Linked DNA regions of Mus musculus: region 2 is linked to region 1. Evidence: chromatin loops called from intact Hi-C (ENCODE). Cell type or tissue: heart. All regions are shown on one strand. Each heading gives the region's core, and the rest is flanking DNA. Links, peaks and the distances in the headings are about the cores only.

Region 1 (5,385 bases), core at 143-5,142:
CTGATTCAAATCACATCTTCCTGAAACAAGGGCTCATTGACTTTGTACCTCATTTGCCTGTGTATTTAGAGGACCTGACACGAGGACCTACGGTTGGGGAAAGTCCCCCCAAATTCACACACTAGGTAATGAGCATGCCATGGATTATGCTGCAAAAGAAATCCAGGGGCCTTGGTTTCTGTCTTGATTTATCAGTGTTATTATTTACATGTTGGTATCGACCACCTAAGTTTCTCACTTAGGAAATCTGTAATGTGTTGTCTTAGTCATCGTGACAGAATGAACTCTGAGGTGGGCATCTATAGATACATGCTGATACTGCACTAAGCTAGAAATGCAGACACGGTAAAGACCTAGCCCCGACTCTCCAAGAGCTGAAGGTCTAAGTGACCTGCTAGGCATGTACATATTTAAATGCACTCCTGGTGTCAAAGCATAATTATGGCAATATTGGTATTAAGAAGGTTATTTAAGGGGCTGGAGAGATGGCTCAGGGGCTCTCAATGAGCACTGACTGCTCTTCCTCGGTTCAAATGCCAGTACCCACAAGGCAGCTCACAGCTGCCTGTAGCTCCAGTTCCAGAGGATCCGACATCCTCACACAGACATATGAGCATGGAAAAGGTGAACTAAATGCAAATGAAATAGAAATAAATAATTTTTCAAAAAAAAAGATTATTTAAGATGGTTTCCTTCGTAAGCATCATTCTGACCTTATAATGAGTACTAATTCATTTTTCTGAAGTTCTATACTAATCAGAAGTTCATCATTCTCCCCTAAGGACATTAGAATTAGACTCAGCTTTTATGATTATGAAACCCTCAGTCATCACCCACCAACATGGGCAGCTCTGTTCTGACTCCCCTCATGCTTGAGATCAGTATTTGAACAACCCACTCTTGGCAGTACCTTTGTTCACTATGCATTGGGCCCTACACACTCCAAGATAGGACAGCTATGTGACATTGGGTTGTTCTCCCATTTACAGAGAACACACTGAGTCACAAATAAGTGACTGTAAATCCATTAGATCTCTTTAAACCTTCACCTGAAACAAAGCCATGAGAATACACGAGAGTACAAGCATGCACACACTCCTTCGTTTCCTTTGCAGTCCTGGGGGACCATAGCCTCGGGCTATGCACACCCTGCACACATCCTAAGCACGCATCTCACCGCTGTGCTATAGCCCTATCTGTTTCTTTGTGATTTCATTTTGCAACAGAGTCTAAACAAGTTGCCAGGCCGGCTTTAAATTCATCTGTAGCCCCCGGCAGGGCTTAACCCTTGCTATACTCCTGCCTCAGCCCCCTGCATAGCTAAGACAACAAGCCTACAATCTAAGGCCTGGCTCAAAGCCACTGTTAACAATAGGAACACAGCCTCAAAGGGCATGTCTTTGCCTCGGAACCTTGAGTGCTGTTATAATATCTACCCCATAAGAAAAGCAGACTTATCAGTTTTGTACACACGGTAGGAGGAATGTTTTTGCTACATTGGATCTGTCCTTGGGATCCTATCTAAATCACCTACGCAAGAGAAGACTATGAAAAGCGACTAGCCAAAATAATACTATTTCCAACACGGCATTTAAATGTCTGTACCTGAAATGGGTTAGGAAAGCCTGGTTTTTACCTGTCATAAGAGCAGCTTAGCCGGGTGTGGTGGCTCACACTTTTAATCCCAGCATTTAAAAGACAGAGGCAGGTGGATCTCTGTGAGTTTGAAGCCAGCCTGGTCTACAAAATGAGTTCTAGAACAGCCAGGGCTGTTATAGAAGAGAAACCCACGGTGGGAGGTAGGTGGTGGGGGGAGGGAAGCTTAGGTTTTTTGGTTTGTTTGTTTGGGTTTTTTTTTTTTTTTCTTTTAAGCTTCAACATGCAATGAAGTGTACCCTGAGTAACGTTCATAGAGAAGCCAGAACTCCGCCGTAGAATAAGGAAGTGAGACAAGGCTTCACAAATTAATCAACATTGCAGAGCAAAATAACTAACACAACACTAAGAGCTTTCGTGTACAAGCAAGGGGCGGGGGTGGGGAAGGGGGCGTGGCAAGTCTCATACTTATCTTTAGAAAGCTGACCTTGGTGGGACTTGCTACCACCACTCTGCACTTTCTGGTGGGAAGTTTGCGTTTGCAATTAACCTCTTACTAAGATAGAACACAGCCTGTCTGTCTGGTGTCCACACCCTTGTGCAACCATCTAAATACCACTTGACCCTTTAAATTTCAAAGCAATTTCTTGACAATGTAAACATAAGATTAAAGAAACCTGGAACAAATGCGGGGTGGGGGGTGGGGGTGGGTGTTAACTTCTGGTAATTCATGGTACGTCCGACTAACACCCTCGCCCTAACAAAAATAAACACTTGGTTCAAGCAGAAAGGTTTGCATGGCAGGCAGCCAGGCAAGAACCATATCTTCCCCTAAGTCACCCAGTTTCAGAGAAATAATGGCATACTGACTGGAAAACATTTCGCTGCCAATGTATATCAGTGCCAGCTTTTCTCTGTGCCTTTCTAATATCCTTAAACCTCCCTTAGAGGCTCTGCATCCTCTCGTGTATTGTACCCCTTCTCTTTCTCAAGGAATTTTCTTGGCTATGGACTTGGGGCTGACCCATTGCTCAACACTGCCTCCCCCTGCCACTCCGCTCTTGACTGCCCAGCAGCTCAGAAACAGAATAACTCCATCTCACCAGCACTAACTTCTCAAAACTGACAGATGGGAACTGGACCTGGGGGCACAGGCCTGGGACCGGACCGCAGATACTGAGAGAGCTAAGGCAGGAGGATTACAAATTCAAGGTCACCCTGAATAACTTAGCAAACCCTTGTCTTACAATAAAAGCGAAAACTGGATTTCATTCCTGGTTACAAGTCTATGTAAGTTGCCTGTTTCATCTTGTTTTAACCTGGTAGGCTATATATTTTGAGACATTCATTCATTTCTTTCAGACTTTTCCACTTTAGTGGAATATGTCTTTAGTTTATGTCCTAAAGTTTTCCTGAATTTCTTAGTGTCTATCGGCAACACACACCTTCTTCCCTTCAATTCTCTTAATTTGTCTCCTCTCTCTCTCTCTCTCTCTCTCTCTCTCTCTCTCTTGTTTGGCTACAATTACTGGTCTAATTTATGTTTCAAAGAACCAATTATTTGATTCATTGATTTCTTATATTATTTTCTTCATTTCCATTTCATTAATTCCTACCTTGGTCTTAATCACTTTTTTTTTCTATCTATTGTTGTGGATTTGGCTTTTTTTCCCCAAGATCCTGAGGTGCCTTGTCAAGTTATGTAAGCTAGCTCTCTGATTTTGTGTGTGTGTGTGTGTGTGTGTGAGTGTGTGTGTGTGTGTGTGTGTGTGTGTGTGTGAGAGAGAGAGAGAGAGAGAGCACTAAAGCACATGTGAGTGGAAGCTATAGACTGTAGAGTCAATGTCAACCAATATTAGTTTTTTAAAAATACGTGATAATTGGATCTGAGAACTTGAGCATGATGAAGAGAATGGGCTTTCAGGGGACTAAGGAGAAGAACAAAGTGTTTGGAACTAATTAGCAGACCAGTAGGGATGTTCTGAATTCCCAGTTTAAAACTGAAGTCTTCCTGCACCGGCCAGATTTGTCGTCTGAATATGAAATATCTCCAATATCCTTTGAGCCTGTATCCACAATTTGTGGTGCTACTTGGGGGGGATTATGGAGCCTATAGGAGGTTGAGGTCACCAGGAGTGTATTTGGAAGTTTCTACCCTGGCCCCAGTTTCAGCGGCACTATGTCTCTGCCCTCATTGAGACCGTGAGAATTCATCATTCCTCCTGTGGGTTTTTGTTTTTTTTTTTAAATTTCATGTGGTTGCTGGGACTTGAACTCAGGACCTTCAGAAGAGCAGTCGGGTGCTCTTACTCCGCTGAGCCATCTCACCAGCTCCCTATGGGTTGTTTTTGACAGGTCTTTTGGCCACAGTGATGTAAAAGTAACTGATATGGACAGAGTGACCAGGAATCTATCAAGTTTCTTCTGGTTCAATGCCAACTCTGAGACTCAACCTGACATAGATGCACACGTTGCTGCAAACAAAGGCTCTACAAACACTCCATGCCCTTGCTCCTAGCTCCACAGATGGACCGTTCCTGTTCTTTCTCCCTCTTTCATCATTATAGTGTTGGTTTCAACATTCAACAATGTGTTGAAATACATACTCTGGCAGTCACTAGCTCCACACTGAACTGAAATTATCTGTGGGAGTGGAGAGAGCCACATTCCTAGTCTGATGGATGCACACACTGGACTCTTAGATGCTAAAGATGCCAGCAGGGCCAAAGGGCATAGGCGTACCCAGCACTTTCCCACCATAGCCAAGACAGAGCCTTTGAAACTTTCAGCCAAGTAGAGAAACATCAATGCTCAGAACAGAGTCTCATAGTGGTATTGTAAGTATAAACATTCATGAACGTTTCATTAAGTGATGCCTAAACCAAGGAGTAATGGCTACATTCTGGAGGTCACTTAATGTAAAGCAGGCCTTCTTAAACTTCCATTCACAAACCTTTCTCCCTTCAGGAAACTTTTTATGAAACCCCAGGTACACTAGTACATAAAACAGGTATGCAAATCAAACATTTATGGATAATAGATGCTAAGAAATTCATTTTAAAACAGGCAATTTGCATACTAAATAAGATGAGTGTGCTTGCTTATTTTTATGTAAGAAATTAAATTGGGGTGAATATTTGATACTGCAGGATATAGAGCATCTTTGATATTTTTCACTTATATCTCATAATTGTTAATGCAAAGAACACCTCTTTTCATAAGTGCATAATACAAAATCCCATTAAGAACCCTTTAGACATTCTTGGAAATTAATTTTTTAAAAAAATGAGGCCATGAATTTTAAAAAGAGCAAGGAGGGATATACTTGAGCATTTTGAGAGAGAAAATGGGGGAAGTGATGTAAGTACACTCTTGAAAGTAAAAGAAATAAAATAAAGAGAAAGAGAAATTGTTAGAAATCCTGTCCTTTCGGACAGAGGGAGCGGAGGACTGTCTCTGACTCTATTGCCTGCTTTTGGGAGCAGGGTTTCCTCACTCAGCCTTAACACGAGGTGAGGGGCCTGATCTTATTATAACCTGACATTCCATGTTTGGTTGTTATCCATGGGGGATCTGCCCTTTGCCAAAGGAAAATGGAAAAGGAGTGGGGGCGGGGGAGATAGGGAAGATGTGAGGGTGGAGGGGGAGAGGAAACTGCAGCTGGGATGCAATTTATGAGAGAACAAATTAATAAAAATGGACTATTCATAAAAATAGAAATTCTGTCTTAATCCCAAGCTAGAATCTAATGATTTTTTCTTTGTTTTTTTTTTAAGTTTATTTATTTAT
Region 2 (5,385 bases), core at 183-5,182, 52 kb after region 1:
TTCCAAAGTTCTAGGAGTCCAGCTGTGCACGGCTATATCCAATTTATTCTGAAAGCCCTTCAACATACATAAGGACACAGCAACATCATTTAACTCAATTTTTTTCTCTTTTTTTACTAGATTCTTTTTAATTTACATTTCAAATGTTATCCCCTTTCCTAGTTTCCCCTCTGAAAATCCCCTATTCCCCCTCCCCCAACCCACCCACTCCCATTCCTGGTCTGGCATTCTCCTATACTGGGGCATAGAGCCTTCATAGGACCAAGGGCCTCTCCTCCCGTTGATGACCGACTAGGCCATCCTCTGCTACATATATAACTAGAGCCACAAGTTCCACCATGTGTTTTCTTTGATTGGTGGTATAGTTCCAAGGATCTCTGAGGGTACTGGTTAGTTCATATTGATGTTCCTTCTATGGGGCTTCAAACCCCTTCAGCTCCCTGGGTATTTCTCTGGCTCCTTCATTGGAGACCTTGTGCTCCGTCCAATGGATGACTGTGAGCATCCACTTCTGTATTTGCCAGGCACTGGCAGAGCCTTGCAGGAGACAGCCATATCAGGCTCCTGTAAGCAGGCTCTTGTTGGCATCTGCCTAGTGTCTGGTTGAATTTTTTTTATTACATTATTATATACGTTTACTCAGCCTCACCAAACGATTTTAGAAATGATTGGTTGCATGGCATGTAAATTATAATGCATCTTAAAAAGCCCGAAGTGTAGCAGATTGAATGGAAAAAAAAATCAATCACTCAAAAAGCCCCTGGTTGACTTCAGTGCTTCCTTGATTAAGGATCTCTGGCTGGAATCCTAACAGCTCACAGATGTGGAGGCTCTGGGAGCAGTGGTCACAAGGAGGCGACAACAGAGTAAGGTAGTCTCATATTCACAGAACTATTGCAGAAAGACTGACTGAGCCCTTGACACGCCATCTCCAAGAAGGACGACCCCTTAGGAGATGAGGTGTGTTACCTCTTAAGGCTAGGATCGCAGATCACTCACATGTTTTTAACAGCACGATTATGGAGCATTTAGAATTGATTTCTTTAGTGCTATGCTGATATAAAATATAACCGATGTGTATTACTATCTCCAGAGGCTTTTTAAAAATCAAAGTATCTATTCAAAGATCTCTTTAGGCAAGATCGCAGGCCTCAAGGTACAAGAATATTTTAAAACAAAAAACTAGGGCAATAGGAAGTGTTAACATTCTTTAATTGAATATCAATTCCCAAAACTAAGACAGAGATTTTAAATTTACCAGGCTCATTCACTGGGATAGAATGATACATAGATTTCTGGGAAACGGTTTTTAGAGGAGACTAACTCTGTCTAGGTTTATAGAGAGAGGATAAAACCAAGTGTCTTCCTTATCTTCAACAATAGTCCATAAATAACTTCTCTGATATGCTAGAGCCAATGTCAATATAACATAATCTCTCATGTGGTTACAAGATAATAATTAAATGCATTTGAACTTTAAGCCCTTTCCCTCTCAATAGTTTGTGATTGGGCATTATTTTATTTATACTACAACTAACTCTATATATGTGTTACAACACATCTAATTAAGGTGAAAAAAAAATCTGTTGACTTCAAGCCACAGCATATCTTGAAAGACCGGATTGAGTGAAGAATATAAATGTTAAAGTTCACAGACAGTATTTTTTTTTAATTAAAAAGAATATTCTAAAAAAAACAAGTAAAGAATTAATATCTATTCTTTGTTTCTAGAACTTTTTTCAGGACCTCTACAGAGCTAATGTCAGGGTCACAGATAGAAAAAGCATGAAGTCACAGAATTTGGGCAAACCCAAAAGCTTATTTCTGATGTCAGAAAAATTTAACTGCCATTCAGGAACAATTGCAACACACAGATGAACCCTCTGAAGCTCTAGCTGTCTCCTAAAGCCTGGTCAGGAGTTTCTCTGGTGTCATTATAAGTATGTAGCATCTAGTAAGACGAAAAGCCACGGAAACTAACCTTCTTACCTAATCAAGAGGACCAGATGCATCCATGGAAGTGCCCATCATATTATCACAAGTCCTCATGGGCACGACTCTATTTTATGTCACTCAGTTTTAGGTTCATCTAGCACAGTTCAGACTTAGAATTCAGCTCCCCAAAAGAGCTTGTTGATCAAGGAGCGCCCCAGGGGGTGGATGTTCCAGTCCTGTTCTGCTCTGGTTTCTCAACCTGTCTGCACTTGTCTGTAATGAGTCAGTCACTTCTGGATGATATAATAAAATTAACAAAGGGGACTAGAAAAAAGCTGTGGAACTGCCCTTTCTTGTAATAGATGGGAATTAGCACCCCCTAGTGGCTGACCTAAAGAGTGCCACCACCTTAGACAGAATTATAGTATCTATCTATCTATCTATCTATCTATCTATCTATCTATCTATCTATCTATCTGTCTATCATTAATTAATTAATTAATTGGAATTTCCGTTTATTTATTTGAAACAGGGTCTTTCTACATAGCCTTGGATGTCCTGGAACTCACTTTATATAGTCTTGAACTCAAAAAAATCCACCTGCCTCTGGCTTTCGAGTGCTGGCATTAAAGGAGTGTGCCACCATGCCTGGATATAATTGCAGTTTTTAATTTAACCTGATTATGGTGACTATGGTGAAAAGGGCTAGATCGGATCGCTGACCTCTCGTCGTTTCCCCATATAAATTTGAGTCTATAGACGTGTATAGCAGGCACATGCTGTTTGTTGGAGCCTGGGTTTTATTTGACTGGTAGTTGTTAACAGTGTTGATAAATCCTGAGTTAGAAATATTATCTTTATGGAAGAGGTCCTGCTCGCAGAGCTGAGCAGTCAAGAGGTGTGATTTCACTGAGGCCCAGACTCTAGAATTCAAGGAGTCCTTCCAGGTCTTTAACCAAAGGGGTAATGGTAAAATCCTGTGCCCATGGTGGGTACCCATGGGAGTTTTCCTTCTCTAGAAGAAGAGGAGAGGGCAATGTGGTGAGGGAGGTTGTGGGGGTAGGACCAGGAGGAGAGGGGGGGGGGCTGTGATTACCAAGGTGCTCCAAGAGTGATGAGATGAATGTGCTGGACTTGGAGCGCGTCCTGACCATGCTGTGACCAAGGACAAGGACCAGGAAACTTATGAAGGTTACAGCTAAGACCTTTGTGTGTTGATGAGGAACGATACTGTTCCGGGGACTGAAATCTGTCATGTCCTTGTCACAGTGGGTGAGAAGATGACAGAGGGAGAAGTCGAGAGGCTGGTGGCAGGGCATGAGGACAGCAATGGTTGTATCACCATAAAGAACTTGTTGTGGTGGTGTTGAATGTCTGAGGCCCTCTCCATGTCCTGAGCCTGTGCCTTGCCCACTGTGAGATCTCTATCTGGCTCCAGGGGCTTCCTAGGATCCCCTTACACAGTATCTTTCCAATCCGTTTTCTTTTGGATGATGCTTACCTTCATCAAATAAATTTGATCTCCCCACCCCAACCCATCCAAAACAAAATAAAAAAAAACCACAGAAAACAAAACAAACACCAAACACACATATATTTTAAAAATCAAATTGTGTTCTTTTTTTTTTCCCCTGGAAGCACAACTAAACTCTCCCGTCAGCATCCATTGTACTTGGGTAGCTCCATGGAGATGGACTCTGTTGATGTGATGCAGGTAGGAGTAGTGTGTGCAGCATTTCTAGGTCAGGCACATAGAACTTTCCTCTGTGATGTTTCGTTGGCCCTTTTTCTCTATGCAAGGCCTCAGTGGACAGAACCTGGAGGACGTAGAGAACAAAAACAATCAGACCAGCCTTTGTGTAAGTGAGAAGTAAATGGAGAACGTGTTGAACATTTCCTGGTATCTTTGTAAGATAATTAAATTAATCTGACTCACGCAGAAATCTGTGTAAGGAGTGGGAGTCCCCCATAATATTATCTGAAGACTTTCATGACCAAGTGGCTTGGTCATGTTAGAATAATAGAAAGCAAGGGGTTCTGATTCATTAGTGACTGACAACTCAGAAGGCAGACTCTGTTGCAAATACGATCTAGAAAATAAATTGGAAAATATATCATCAGTGTAAATGGTTATTAGTGGATGCCTTTAGTAAGACATTGGGAGAAGGAGATGGGTAAATTCACACACACACACAAAATTGGCTAGAGTCTTAATTTGGGTTTCTACTGTGGTGAATAGACACCATGACCACAGCAACTTTTATAAAGAAAAATATTTAATTGGGGCTGGCTTACAGTTTCAGAGCTTTAGTCCATTATTGTCATGGCAGGAAGCATGACAGCATGCAGGCAAACATGGTACTGGAGAAGGAGCTGAGAGTTCTACATCTTGATACAAAGGCAGCTATAAAAGAAATGAGCCTTGGCTTAAGTAAGCATTTGGTACCTAAAAGTTCGACGCCACAGTGACACACCTTCTCCATCAAGACCACACCTTCCAATAATGTCACTCTCTATGGGCCAAGCCTTCAAACACTTGAGTCTATGGGGGCCCTTTCTATTCAGACCACCACAGCTAGGGTTTGTTTGTTTGTTTGTTTTTTAATTTTTTAAATCTTTCCTTGCTATTGTTTAAGCACTGTGCCATCGAGCTATATTCCAGGTCATATTTGGCTGCTTTGAAAGCAAACATTAAAAGAGATCAATATAGTCATAATTTGTCAAATATGTATGCACTGTAGATGTCTGTCAGAAATTGGAGAAGGACGGAAAGGAGGGAGGAAGAACTTGAGATTTTTTGTGGACGAAACTCTACCCCCAAATGACAGACAACAAAAACAGGAAGAACAATAGAAAATAAGGAAACGACCCCAGAAAGAAGCTCTCTAAAGAGGAAGCTGGCGTTCCAGCTTCTGCTCAGCACTGAGGCTTCCCTGGCTTCTTTCACATCTCCCAGTTGCAACCCTTCATCTGCATTGCCTGCACGGCCCATAAGGCAGGCTGGATGTATCTTGGCGATATACAGGCAGGGGAAGAAGTCTCCTTAGAAAGGAATCATACCATTTTCTAGGTGCTAGGCTGTGCTTTATGTAAACAACTTTACAGGTATGAACTTAAAACAAGCCCTGTAAAGTCTGCATGGTCATTCTAAATAATGAGAGATGAAGACGCAGACCAGCCAGAGACGTGAACTAGCTTGCCATTGCTATACAGACGATAACAGTTACCAATGATTTACAGAGCTGGACTTAAACTTAACTCCAGAGTCTGCATTTTAAGCCCTTACTATAAACAAAGTTAGGGTGACAGAAACGCAAATACACCTAGCTGAGGTAGGATCAGAACAGACAGGTAATGTTTTAAAGTGCTTCAGGGCACTTAAAACATTTGTTTGTTTGCAAGCCTGAAAACTAGGGTCCAGACCCCAGGACCCTAAAAGGAAGGAATCAA

Evidence for each region. Peaks named below come from ENCODE experiments on the same cell type or tissue, not always from the same donor. Only the 100,000 strongest peaks of a DNase experiment are listed, where the experiment ranks them.
Region 2: it touches region 1 in a loop (3-fold over the local background); 6 of 42 quality-filtered maps call a loop at or near these places.

The regions. Positions count from the first base shown.
Region 1 is chr5:72,221,888-72,227,272 of GRCm38, reverse strand. It overlaps the pseudogene Atp10d. Among named protein-coding and RNA genes, the nearest start is that of Commd8, 56 kb to the right of the region's middle. In heart, for the core only: a CTCF peak has its summit at 2,616; a DNase peak (open chromatin) is centred at 2,672; H3K27ac peaks cover 803 bases.
Region 2 is chr5:72,169,739-72,175,123 of GRCm38, reverse strand. No RefSeq gene overlaps it. Among named protein-coding and RNA genes, the nearest start is that of Commd8, 4.2 kb to the right of the region's middle. In heart, for the core only: a CTCF peak has its summit at 2,322 (motif pointing left); a DNase peak (open chromatin) is centred at 4,873.